Linked DNA regions of Homo sapiens: region 1 is linked to region 2. Evidence: chromatin loops called from intact Hi-C (ENCODE). Cell type or tissue: PC-9. All regions are shown on one strand. Links, peaks and the distances in the headings refer to the core of each region. The heading gives the core; the rest is flanking DNA.

Region 1 (5,378 bases), core at 286-5,285, 770 kb before region 2:
GAAGGGAACACACTTCTTTGTTAAGGAAAACTGAGTAAGGTTGTCATTTCATTCTGTTATGACTGGAGTTTTTCCTTCTCATCATTCATCAGGTCAATTTAAGTTTTATACATCTAAACTGTGTAACACTGCATATAAAAATAAGTCCATGTTTAAGACAAAGTGGAAAAGTACCAAACACTTTTAAAAAATGAATTGAAGAAAACCTTCTCTTTGACAACTTCGGTTTTCATTTGGGGAGGTGGTATGAAATCATCTAGGTACATTTTTGTCTATTGGGATGAAGAATGCTATCCACTAAGAATATTGATTTAAAAATCAAATGCCTGGACTGGAGGGGAAGGAAAGGACAAAAGACTGCATGCTATGTGCTATTTTACATCAAGTCACCTCCTTCCTGCTATACATGAGCTTCAGTTGATGCCTTGGTTTGGAGCCTTTGAACTTTCTTAGTTATCACTGATTTTAAATGGTAGTCACTGGACCGGGGATACAATTAAAATAATGTAACATGCCATATGAACATTTTAAACCAAGAAACTGATTTTTCATTTTTGAGTGGAGAACTCAGTCCTTAAAAAAATTTGTGGTCCGAAGAAACAGCATTACTAATGAGGACTCTCCCTTTTACAACTGGGGGTTCCTGCCCACATCTTCCAAATACCTCCTTTGCCAGGGCTTGCCTAGGTCAGATGTGAAGTAAATAGAACTGATGAATGATTTTTTTGACTCTCTTGTCATGTAGTTTTCTGTCATCTTAATATGCTGAAGGGGAGCACATTCAGAAGTGATCTCATTTGAGAAGGACTACTTTCAAGTTCTATTTTAGGCCACATAAATTTTCAAAAAATAAAATTCTGAATTAAATCTTAAACCTTTGGGAAGGCTTCAGATCACATATTTGGTGGAATGTACTATATTACCTAAATAATAAACATTTTATTTGGATACATCTTTGGGATGCTTGTTAAAAAATTATAGATTAAAATTTTAGTGTTAGAATTACCATTTGAGGATAGAGGAATAAAAAGTTCTCTATTCCTTCAAACTTATATGGACTCCATTTTTCTAGTGCTTTACTGACATCATGAAGAGTCTTTCTTCTCAAGGTGGCAACATTTCCTTGCCTTGTACTTTTATTCTGAATGATGTGGTTTTTCGCCCTTACATTTGCCATATAGAATTTATGAGGTTTATGTGTTTTTGCTCTACAGTTTCTTCTATGATCTTACATTTTATCTCCCTTAAGAGTGTTTAGAAAAACAATAATAGGAAAAAATATTTTGGTGCAATAATAAGTAAAAATGGGATTCCTGGAGGTGGATTGGAATTATTTAGTCTTCTGTGTTTTTTCTAGACATCCATAAATTTTCTTTTTCTTTTTATTCTTCTATTGGACAGAAATTTCACTTGAAGGTAGATTATTAGTCTCTACCAAAGACCGTCTTAAATCACAATGCTTTAAGAACTTTTGAATTAAGCTTCTTAGAGGAACACATAATATATTCACCTTACCTTGTTTTAGTTGAAACAAATTCTTTTTTAAATTTAGGTCTTCTTTAAAAAAAGAAACAGAACACACTTCATTTTTATATAGAATAAACTTTGTTTTTATTATACACATGGATGAAAAATAAAAGTTTTTATGTACATACGACATATAGTGCAAATGAAAAGCTTTTAAATACCATGGATAGACATGTTGTTGGAAACAAAAGGAGATGAATGATGGGGGTTAGGATGGTCGTCCTGGAACTGCAGGAGGGGGTCGCCTAGTAAAAACAAAACAAAACAAAACAAAATAACAAAAAGAAAGACACAGATGCAGAGGAAGAAAACAATGTTTAAATTATAAAATAAACCCAAATAATAGCATGCAAAAATAGCTCACAAAAGTCAAATTCAAATCACACACAAAAACATGCAGACATGCAAAGGAAATGAAGGGACATCACATAGCTAAGTTAGCAGTTCCCAGGACTTTTCCTGGCTACTAGCAATGTTCTAGGTATGAGCCATTTGAGCTCACTCAAAAAGCTTCTTATTTTGCACCATGGAATGATAAATCCATGCACTCTTATTCAGGAGAACTGGGACTAGTCCCCGAGCCAAATACCTTTATAACTTGTATATTTGATTTTCAACCCTGATTTTGTGAAACTCAGTTATTTCCAAAGATTTCAATGAATGTTGTGAAATCTCCATAGGGGGAGAGGGAGTTGATGTAGCCAATGGCAGGTTAAATTTTTTTTAAGTGAGGTAAATTAGAAGGTGTCAAGAGATCAAATGAGCAATGTAATCACAATGCAGAGAATGCCAGAGGTTGATCTCAGAAAAAAAGGATTTGTAAATAAGAATTTGCTCCAGGTGAGTAGTCCTGGTGTGTAATAGCCTGGATTCAGGCCTAGGGAAACTAGGAGGCAAGGTCTGGTCCATGGCAACCCCAGGATTTTCTAGGATTTCCCTCTGTCTAAGAGCTAGGTATAACTGTATTTCTGATTTGTTCTGAAGTGGGCCCAAGGTAAATGAAATCTGGTCTGCTGGATCTTTCTCCATTTCCCTAGGCTGGCTTGCATTTCATCAGACCTATGGATAATGAAATGAGGGTCCAAGTTGTGCTTCATTTGACATCAGCCTTTCTTGTGTTCAGCAGGGAGATGATTTGCAGCTAGAGAAAATACAGTAAACCCTACATTGCAATGAACAGCTTTGTAAGTAGGAAAACAGCAGGCCAAATAAAGCTTTCCCTCTGGTTTTTGGCAGAAGTCTACACTTTAATTTCCCCTTTCTAACCAAACCATTAATGAACTCAACATTATAGGAAGCTGTAGAATGGTGAGATTATCTCAAGACCCTACTCTCTTTGACTTCTTATCCAGGTGTTCAACAACGCTCACTTCCATCTTATTCTTGTTACACATCTTATTCTTGCTTGTGAGTGGAGCAATGAAGTCTATAAAAAAAAAACAAAAACAAAAACAGAAAAACTTCTTTTTCATTTTCTATGAGATGTTAGTGGAGCCAAACTGACTGGTGTATTTCTGGGCAGTGGTAAAAAATGATCTTAGCTTCCCCAAAGTCCAAAATCAATTTTCCTTCAGTCCAGTTTAAGCTGACTACACTAAAGAGGCCTCCCATCCATTTAAATGATGGAGAACTTGTTATTGGTACCTAACCTTTCAACTTCAGGGCCGGGGCAGGGGCTAGGGGGTCTGCAAGGCTTTAGCTTTAGAGATCCAGGTAATGGGTATCCCTGGTGTTTTCATGAAGAAAGTGTAATTAAATTTCTGTCGAGCTCAATGAGATTTATCACCTGCCCAGAAAACAGAAACTATTTTCGAGTTCTGAAGGGGCTTTAGAACACTTTAATGACCTCAGCAGGGTGGGGAGGTGGGCCATTAAACTGAACAGCAAGTCCACAGTGCTGAAGCGACATTCTGTTAGCATATGCCAAAACACTTTCCTGTTTGAGCTAGTTTGGTGTTCTGATCCAGAAACAGGATCAGAAACTTTATGTCTTGGAATATATTCCACTGACAGCTAGAATGTTTGCTTGAAACATCAGGGTGACATTTATATCCTCAGACAGCTTTTTCTTTTCATCTTCACTTTACTGTATCTACCCTTCCTGTCATTGCTGAAAAAGCATTGTTGTTGATGATACCATTTACTGGGTCAAAATTAGTTCTTTTAAGGATATGGGCAGTTGGGGTTTTTGCTCTTTCTTTTGCATAATTTTTATATGACTTACACAGTGCCGAAATGCTTAAAGGCAAGTGCTGCAAATATTTGGGCTTTTTACATGTAGAGCTACAAAGGTACCTCATACAATTGCCACTCCCATATGAAAGTTGCAGTACTAAATTGGAATACTGAGTTGCTAACAAATTCTTAAGCTCACCATCCTAGTATTCAACATATAAGCAAATTTACCTAATCAAGACTATAATTTCAGGTTATATTTTCTTAAGCATTCTGAAAAATAACTTCAAAGCAGCATGTTTTGGCCAAATCAGGTAAAGGAGATTGGAAAGCTGTATCTGGAACATGGGTGTAATTTATATATAAAAGACTCAATTATTAACAAGAATGATGAATTACCCTCATTCTTTTGGCTCTATGTCAACGCTGAAATTTGGTCTTATGGTGACATTCCTCTGGCCAGATCTCTGAGGAGGTCTTCCTTATAGCTTTTTTCTTTTCTGTTAAAATCTCACAAAAAAGGCCAGGTGCAGTGGCTCATGCCTGTAATCCCAGCACTTTGGGAAGCTGAGGTGGGCGGATCACTTGAGGTCAGGAGTTCGAGACCAGCCTGGCCAATGTGGTGAAATGCCGTCTCTACTAAAAATGCAAAAATTAGCCAGGCATGGTGGCACACGCCTGTAATCCTAGCTACTGGGGAGGCTGAGGCATAAGAATCACTTGAACTTGGGAGGTGGAAGTTGCAGTGAGCCAAGATCACACCACTGCATTGCAGCCTGGGCAACAGAGTGAGACTCTGTCTCAAAAAAAAAAAAAAAAAAAAAAACTCACAAAAAATGCTCTGTTTGCTTTCTTTGCCCATCCTTTAGGTAAGTTAATAACCCAGAGCAGTGAGTGAGCCTGAAGGCTTGGGAAAGGGAGGAAAGAAAGGCAATAGGAATAGTCTTCAACATTCTTCTCTGATGATTAATCTTAGATCAACCTGGATGCCTTCCTTCACAATAATCTCATGGAGGTAATTTAAAGAATCCCTTTTTTGGAGAGTCAGAGAGAAAAGGTAAGGTATAAAATTATCTGAATCCTTCATAAGTCTCATTAAGACTCAATGCATGTATGTCTCTAAACTGCTTTTGTGCTACCTGTTCCAATGTGACTTTCCTCCTTAAGAGTCAGATACTCCTTTGACAAAGTACCAGAGCTCCAGATGAATTGCCCTTAGTTGAGAGCTCTTGTTGCTCTTACATTTGGTCTTTTTCTTTTTTAAGAGATGGTGGGGTCCCATTCCACTCCTCAGGCTGGAATGCAGTGGCACGATCACAGTTCACTGCAGTCTCAAACTCCTGGGCTCAAGTGATCCTCCTGCCTCAGCCTCTCCGGTAGCTGGAACTACAGGCATGAGCCACCATGTCCAGCTAATTAAAACAAACAACTTTTTTTTTTTTTTTTTTAGAGATGAGGTCTTGCTGTGTTGCCAATCCGGTCTCAAACTCTTGGGCTGAACTGATCCTCCTGCCTCAGCCTCTCCGGTAGCTGGAACTACAGGCATGAGCCACCATGCCCAGCTAATTAAAACAAACAACTTTTTTTTTTTTTTTTTTTAGAGATGAGGTCTTGCTGTGTTGCCAATCTGGTCTCAAACTCTTGGGCTGAACTGATCCTCCTGCCTCAGCCTCCTG
Region 2 (5,378 bases), core at 94-5,093:
CCTGACCTCAAGTATCCACCCATCTTGACCTCCCAAAGTGCTGGGATTACAGGCATGAGCCACGGCGCCTGGCCTGTTCTTGTAGACTTTCTATGCAGAAAGTCAGAGAAGCTGGGCCACGGTGGCTGAGGCGAGGTCCCCGCAGGTGATAACTGCAAGAGGCAGGTTGCCTCAGCAATGACTGCAAAAAAGTGGGCAGGATGTGAGGGGAGGGTGAGGGGAGAAACCTGAGGTGTTCAACACAAGTGCTGCAGATTCCCTTTCCTCACCTAGAATAGGATGGGGATGAGAATCCCTCATGGGAGTCATCATGCAAATTAGCAGTCACACAGGGAAGCACCCAGTGCAGCGCTGAGCAGTGGCCACCCAGTGAATAAAATATAACTAGAAAGGCTTATTTTACTTGAGTTCCACTATTGTTTTTGTTTTTTGTTTTGTTTTGTTTTTTGAAGATGGAGTCTCGCTCTATCACCAGGCTGGAGTGCAGTGGCGTGGTCTTGGCTCACTGCAACCTCCACCTCCTGGATTCAAGCAATTCTCCTGCCTCAGCCTCCCAAGTAGCTGGGATTACAGGCACACGCCACCATGCCCGGCTAATTTTTGTATTTTTAGTGGAGATGGGGTTTCACCATGTTGGCCAGGCTGGTCTTGAACTCCCGACCTCGTGATCCACCCGCCTCAGCCTCCCAAAGTGCTGGGATTACAGGCATGAGCCACTGCACCTGGCCAGGGTTCCACTATTGTTTTAAAGCATCATTCAATAATCAATATGTCAACATGTGCATAACATTTTAATAACATGCGTTGATTCTAGAGACAGTACAAGTTAGAGCAGTACTCAGGACAATAGTCTATTAGCTAGTCTTCACTTTCCTAAGATGTTTCTGACAACCTGTAGATAATTAGGCATAGCTTGTTTTACTTCATTCCTTTCATTTATGTAATATGGACTGAACTTTCCAGTGATAGAAAATATCTATGAAAATTATTACAATGCCTATGTCTACAGGCAAACGAGTTAATAAATTCAGTTTCCGGGTTGAGGTCTCTAAAATGCCAAGTCTATAAAGAAGCGACGGCAGAGAACACAGAACATTTCCAGAATTTTGTAATAGACATGAACCTTTAAACCACAGAAGGACTGAATTTAACATTTTAAAAAACCTAGAAAAAAAACAGCTGGGCGTGGTGGCTCACGCCTGTAATCCCAGCACTTTGGGAGGCTGAGGCAGGCGGATCACGAGGTCAGGAGTTCGTGACCAGCCTGGCCAATATGGTAAAACCCTGTCTCTACTAAAAATACAAAAATTAGCCAGGCGTGGTGGCAGGCACCTGTAGTCCCAGCTACTCAGGAGGCTGAGGCAGAAGAATCACTTGAACCCAGGAGGCAGAGGTTGCAATGAGCTGAGATCATGCCACTGTACTCCAGCCTGGGTGACAGAGCGAGACCCTGTCTCAAAAAAAAAAAAACAAAAAAAAAAACCTTAAAAAATAAAAGCCCCAAAAATGCTAACTATCTGACACAGTACAGCCCTTAATATTTTCACAGTCTCTTTTTGGTTTTCCTCCACATTCACAATGAAATGTTAGTGATTTTAAAACATTCCAGAGAAATTTTAGTGTTGACACATCTTTATTGAGGGCCATTTCATTTATAGTTACTTATGTAATCATCCAAACAATTCAGCTCAGCATACTGGGGCTCAGAGAGGTGGAGTCATTTACCCAAAGTCACACAGCTGGGACATGGCAGAGCTGAACTAGGAGCTATGACTTCCGGCTTAGGTCCAGGCCCCTTTACGAGATTGTTTCCCTGCCTTTGGGTTTTGCATCCTCTATTCTGGGCTTCCACCCGCATGCCAGATGGCTCTATTCCTGGAGTCTGACCATTGCCAGATGCTCCTGGCTGACATGACCTAGAAGAAGCCAGCAGGCTCATAACTTAACCATCGCCCCTGCCAAATGGGAACTGGCCTTGCCGTCATCCTGGAAGCCATTCCCTGACATTTTGTTTTATTGCAGTTCATGTTTATTCCAGCTAATGCACATAAGGAGTGGTTCCTGCAAGGCACAATCTGAAGGGCTCCTTGCTCAGAGCCGTAAGGGCCATGGTGGGATTCAGCAGGGAACTTGGCACCAGCCAGGCACTTTTGCTGCCTCTTCTTTGCCAGTGAGGGTAGAAGAACTGATAAGAGGATTGAGTGCACAGCCCAGGAGCTGAGAGTTTACAAGGCAACCCACTGGGACCTGAGCTCAGCCCCAGGAGTGGGTCACCCCACAAAGTGCTGAGCAGCATCTTTGAGACTCTTCTGAAGCCTCCAGTAGCCATCTGGGTCCAGTCGGGAGATAGAAATCACACAGTGGGTTAAGCTGGGGAAGTTTACTTTAAAGAATTACTAACCGTGATGAAAGAGCAACTATAGATAGACGTGAACTCCATAGGCACCTAGGGCTGAGGGAGGGTGCCGGACAAGCTTGGAAGGGGAAGGTGAGGTTCAGCACATCAGCTTGCAGAGAAGGTGGCTAAGGTGTGCAGGCCTCAGCTGGTCTGCAGCTGCAATAGGCCGCCTCCCAGTGCAGGTGAGGAGGGCAACCTGCAACGTGTGGCAAGGGCATGGTGGGAGTCAGGGCAGGCACAGGCAGGAGGCCTCCAGAGCACTGAGGTCCGTGTGCAGGGACTCTGGGTTCCTTGTTGGGAGGGCTGTGGAAAGGTTATGGCCAGGCTGTGGCTGTGAGGTCACAGAAGAACTTCGCTCTGGGTCCGTGGCTGGGGTAGGACTCCAACAAATGTCCTCACAGTCATACCACCTATGGACGCAGGACAGGAAAACTGCAGACCTTTTTCCTCCCACGATGTCCCTCCAGCGCCCTCTACTGAGATAGTTCAACATCGCGCTCACTTCAAAGCTCTTGTTCTTCAGACAGCATACATGGGAGGGTGCATTCAGCTCTGAGAGGCAATGCGTTTATAACTGACACACCTCCTCAGCACAGGATGGAAGAGTTCGCAGCTGCCATGGCCTCGGAAGACATGGGTTCAAGTCCCAGCGATACCACTTAGCTGTGTGACCTTGGGCATGTTACTTAACCTCTCTGAACCTCGGTTTCCTCATTTGCAAAAGGGGATATTAATGTTCACTTTCAGGACCATTATTTGAAAGTAGTGAGTAGCAAGCACCCAGCACAGTACTGGCTCATAAGAGACACTTAATAAGTAGTAGCGATAGTTCAACTTTATCAGGCGCTATCTGCAGTCCTAAAGCCTTTCTCTATTTCTCTGAAACTTTGAAGGCACCAGATCACATTTAAAAATTACATAAAAATTACTTGAAATGGGCAAAGAGCTATAAATGCCGACAAACCATCTTGTTTCACAAAAAAAAAAAAAAAAAAAGCTGTTTTTTAGAGTTGCAAAGCCAGTACATACTTTAGCTATCCACAAGGAAGTCATCTGTGAAAATGCCTGACTTTTTTGGGTTTCACTTTCTTCCTTCCCTCTATAGCAAAAGGGGCATTTCTTTCTTAATTTTCTCCCCACTGACTGGTAGGTAGGTACCCCTACTTTTCTTAGTATACATCTTTTCTCGGTAAGTTGTTAAATTAAATAACCAGCATAAAATACATCATTTTGTATGTGTAAAGGGGCCAGATGCAGGGGAGGGATGGCTCGCCTGAATTTAATATTTTTTTAAAAACCTAAAAAAAAAAGCCCTAAAAATGTTAACGATCTGTCACAATATAGCCCTTAATATTTTCATAATCTCTTTTTGGTTTTCTTCCACATTCAGAATGAAATGTTAGTGATTTTGAAACATTCCAGAGAAATTTTAGTATTGACACATTTATTAAGGGACCCTCCCATGGCAACTGTGGATGGCATAGCTGAAGTGTAGGGACAAGGTTGGGGCAGTCCTCCAGACTTTGTGTACAGATGGCATGCAGTATTTCTCTCTCCTCACATTGCCTGAAACCAACTCCTTTTTTTTTTTTTTTTTTTTTTTTTGAGACAGAGTCTCTCTGTCACCCAGGCTGGAGTCCAATGGCACAATCTCAGCTCACTGCAACCTTTGCCTCCCAGGTTCAAACGATTCTCCTGACTTAGCCTCCCTAGTTGCTGAGATTACAGGCATGTGCCACTATGCCCGGCTAATTTTTGTATTTTTAGTAGAGACAGGGTTTCAGCATGTTGGTCAGGCTGGTCTCGAACTCCTGACCTCATGATCCACCCACCTCAGCCTCCCAAAGTGCTGGAATTACAGGCGTGAGCCACCATGCCCAGCAACTCTTATATTCTGAGAGTTGAGACAATGAAAGAAAAGAAATTTGAGTTGTCCTGAGGCAGAGTCTGCAGTGATCCAAGAAGAGGTACAGATGAAAGGAAACCAGCTCAATTCAAGGAACTTGCTTAATGCCCTGATTTTGAAAAATTGTCCTGGCAAGACTTTGCCACATCGAATGAGCCTCTGCACATTGCAGGAGGCTGGCAGGGCCAGGGAGCGGTGGGCTGCTCCTAACAGCCTGGGTGTGTGTTCTGGGCCTAAGAGAGAAGGCATGGCAATCGGCGAGGCAGCATCAGAGAGGAAGGTTACAGATGGTTCTGCCACCTGTGTACAGGAAGGCGGTCACTCTCTCTTACCTCTCCCTGGCAGCACAGAAGAACAGGGAACCTCGGGCACCCTGTCCCTCTCCCCCATAGGCAGCACCAAGTCCCTGCCGGAGGTGTGTGTTGCCTGCACAGGGGGAGAAGGGAAGCAGCTGGTACTGGTCTCAGGTCGATCTAAGGAAACTCCATTTGACCTAGTGAATCAGTCCCTGCCCTGGATACCCTCCTAGGCCAATGCAACCTTTAGAATGAAGAACAAAGGGGTTTCCTCACCCCTGCACAACCTCAGATAGGGAGAAGGAGACGCAGGGAATGAAATAAAAGTTTCCAGGACTCTCCAGGAGCCATTCAGATTGTCCAAGAAACTGGTTTCCGCAGCAGCCTGGAATAAACCCATTTTCCTTCTCGGGTATGAGGACTTTGCCAGATTATGATTTCCTTAAGGGCATGGACTGATTGTGTCTTTTTTTTTTTTTTTTTAAACATAGACTAGCCTATTAGACAAACTTGTGTCTTAGACACCTTTTTTTCTTGAGCACCTAGCACAGCCTTGCACTCAATAGGTGCTCCAATGATGTGACTAAAAGGATGGATAAATAGCTCTGTGGATTTGAGGCTAGGAATAATGAAGGCCTGCCATGTCCCGGGGGGTACTCCCAATTGCCCCTGGAGTTTGGAATGCACATTGAGGATGTCCTCAGTTACATATACATTTTGGCTTATGAGTCTTTCTTTTTTTAATTTTTTTTTTTTTTAAGACAGGGTCTCACTCTGT

Evidence for each region. A loop is a pair of places that touch in the nucleus more often than their neighbours do. Peaks named below come from ENCODE experiments on the same cell type or tissue, not always from the same donor. Only the 100,000 strongest peaks of a DNase experiment are listed, where the experiment ranks them.
Region 1: it touches region 2 in a loop (3-fold over the local background); 5 of 110 quality-filtered maps call a loop at or near these places.

What each region holds. Positions count from the first base shown.
Region 1 is chr1:172,414,675-172,420,052 of GRCh38, reverse strand. All of the region lies in intron 1 of LOC102724528 (a long non-coding RNA gene), which reads left to right. It also overlaps a transcript of DNM3 not described here. Among named protein-coding and RNA genes, the nearest start is that of C1orf105, 3.3 kb to the left of the region's middle. In PC-9, for the core only: no CTCF peak of the experiment used is centred there; DNase peaks (open chromatin) are centred at 2,302 and 4,612; H3K27ac peaks cover 873 bases.
Region 2 is chr1:171,642,594-171,647,971 of GRCh38, reverse strand. The region is part of intron 1 of MYOC (myocilin); the gene reads left to right. Among named protein-coding and RNA genes, the nearest start is that of MYOC, 7.4 kb to the left of the region's middle. RefSeq lists enhancers at 2,103-2,609, 2,610-3,116. In PC-9, for the core only: CTCF peaks have their summits at 2,677 and 2,882 (motif pointing left); a DNase peak (open chromatin) is centred at 2,871.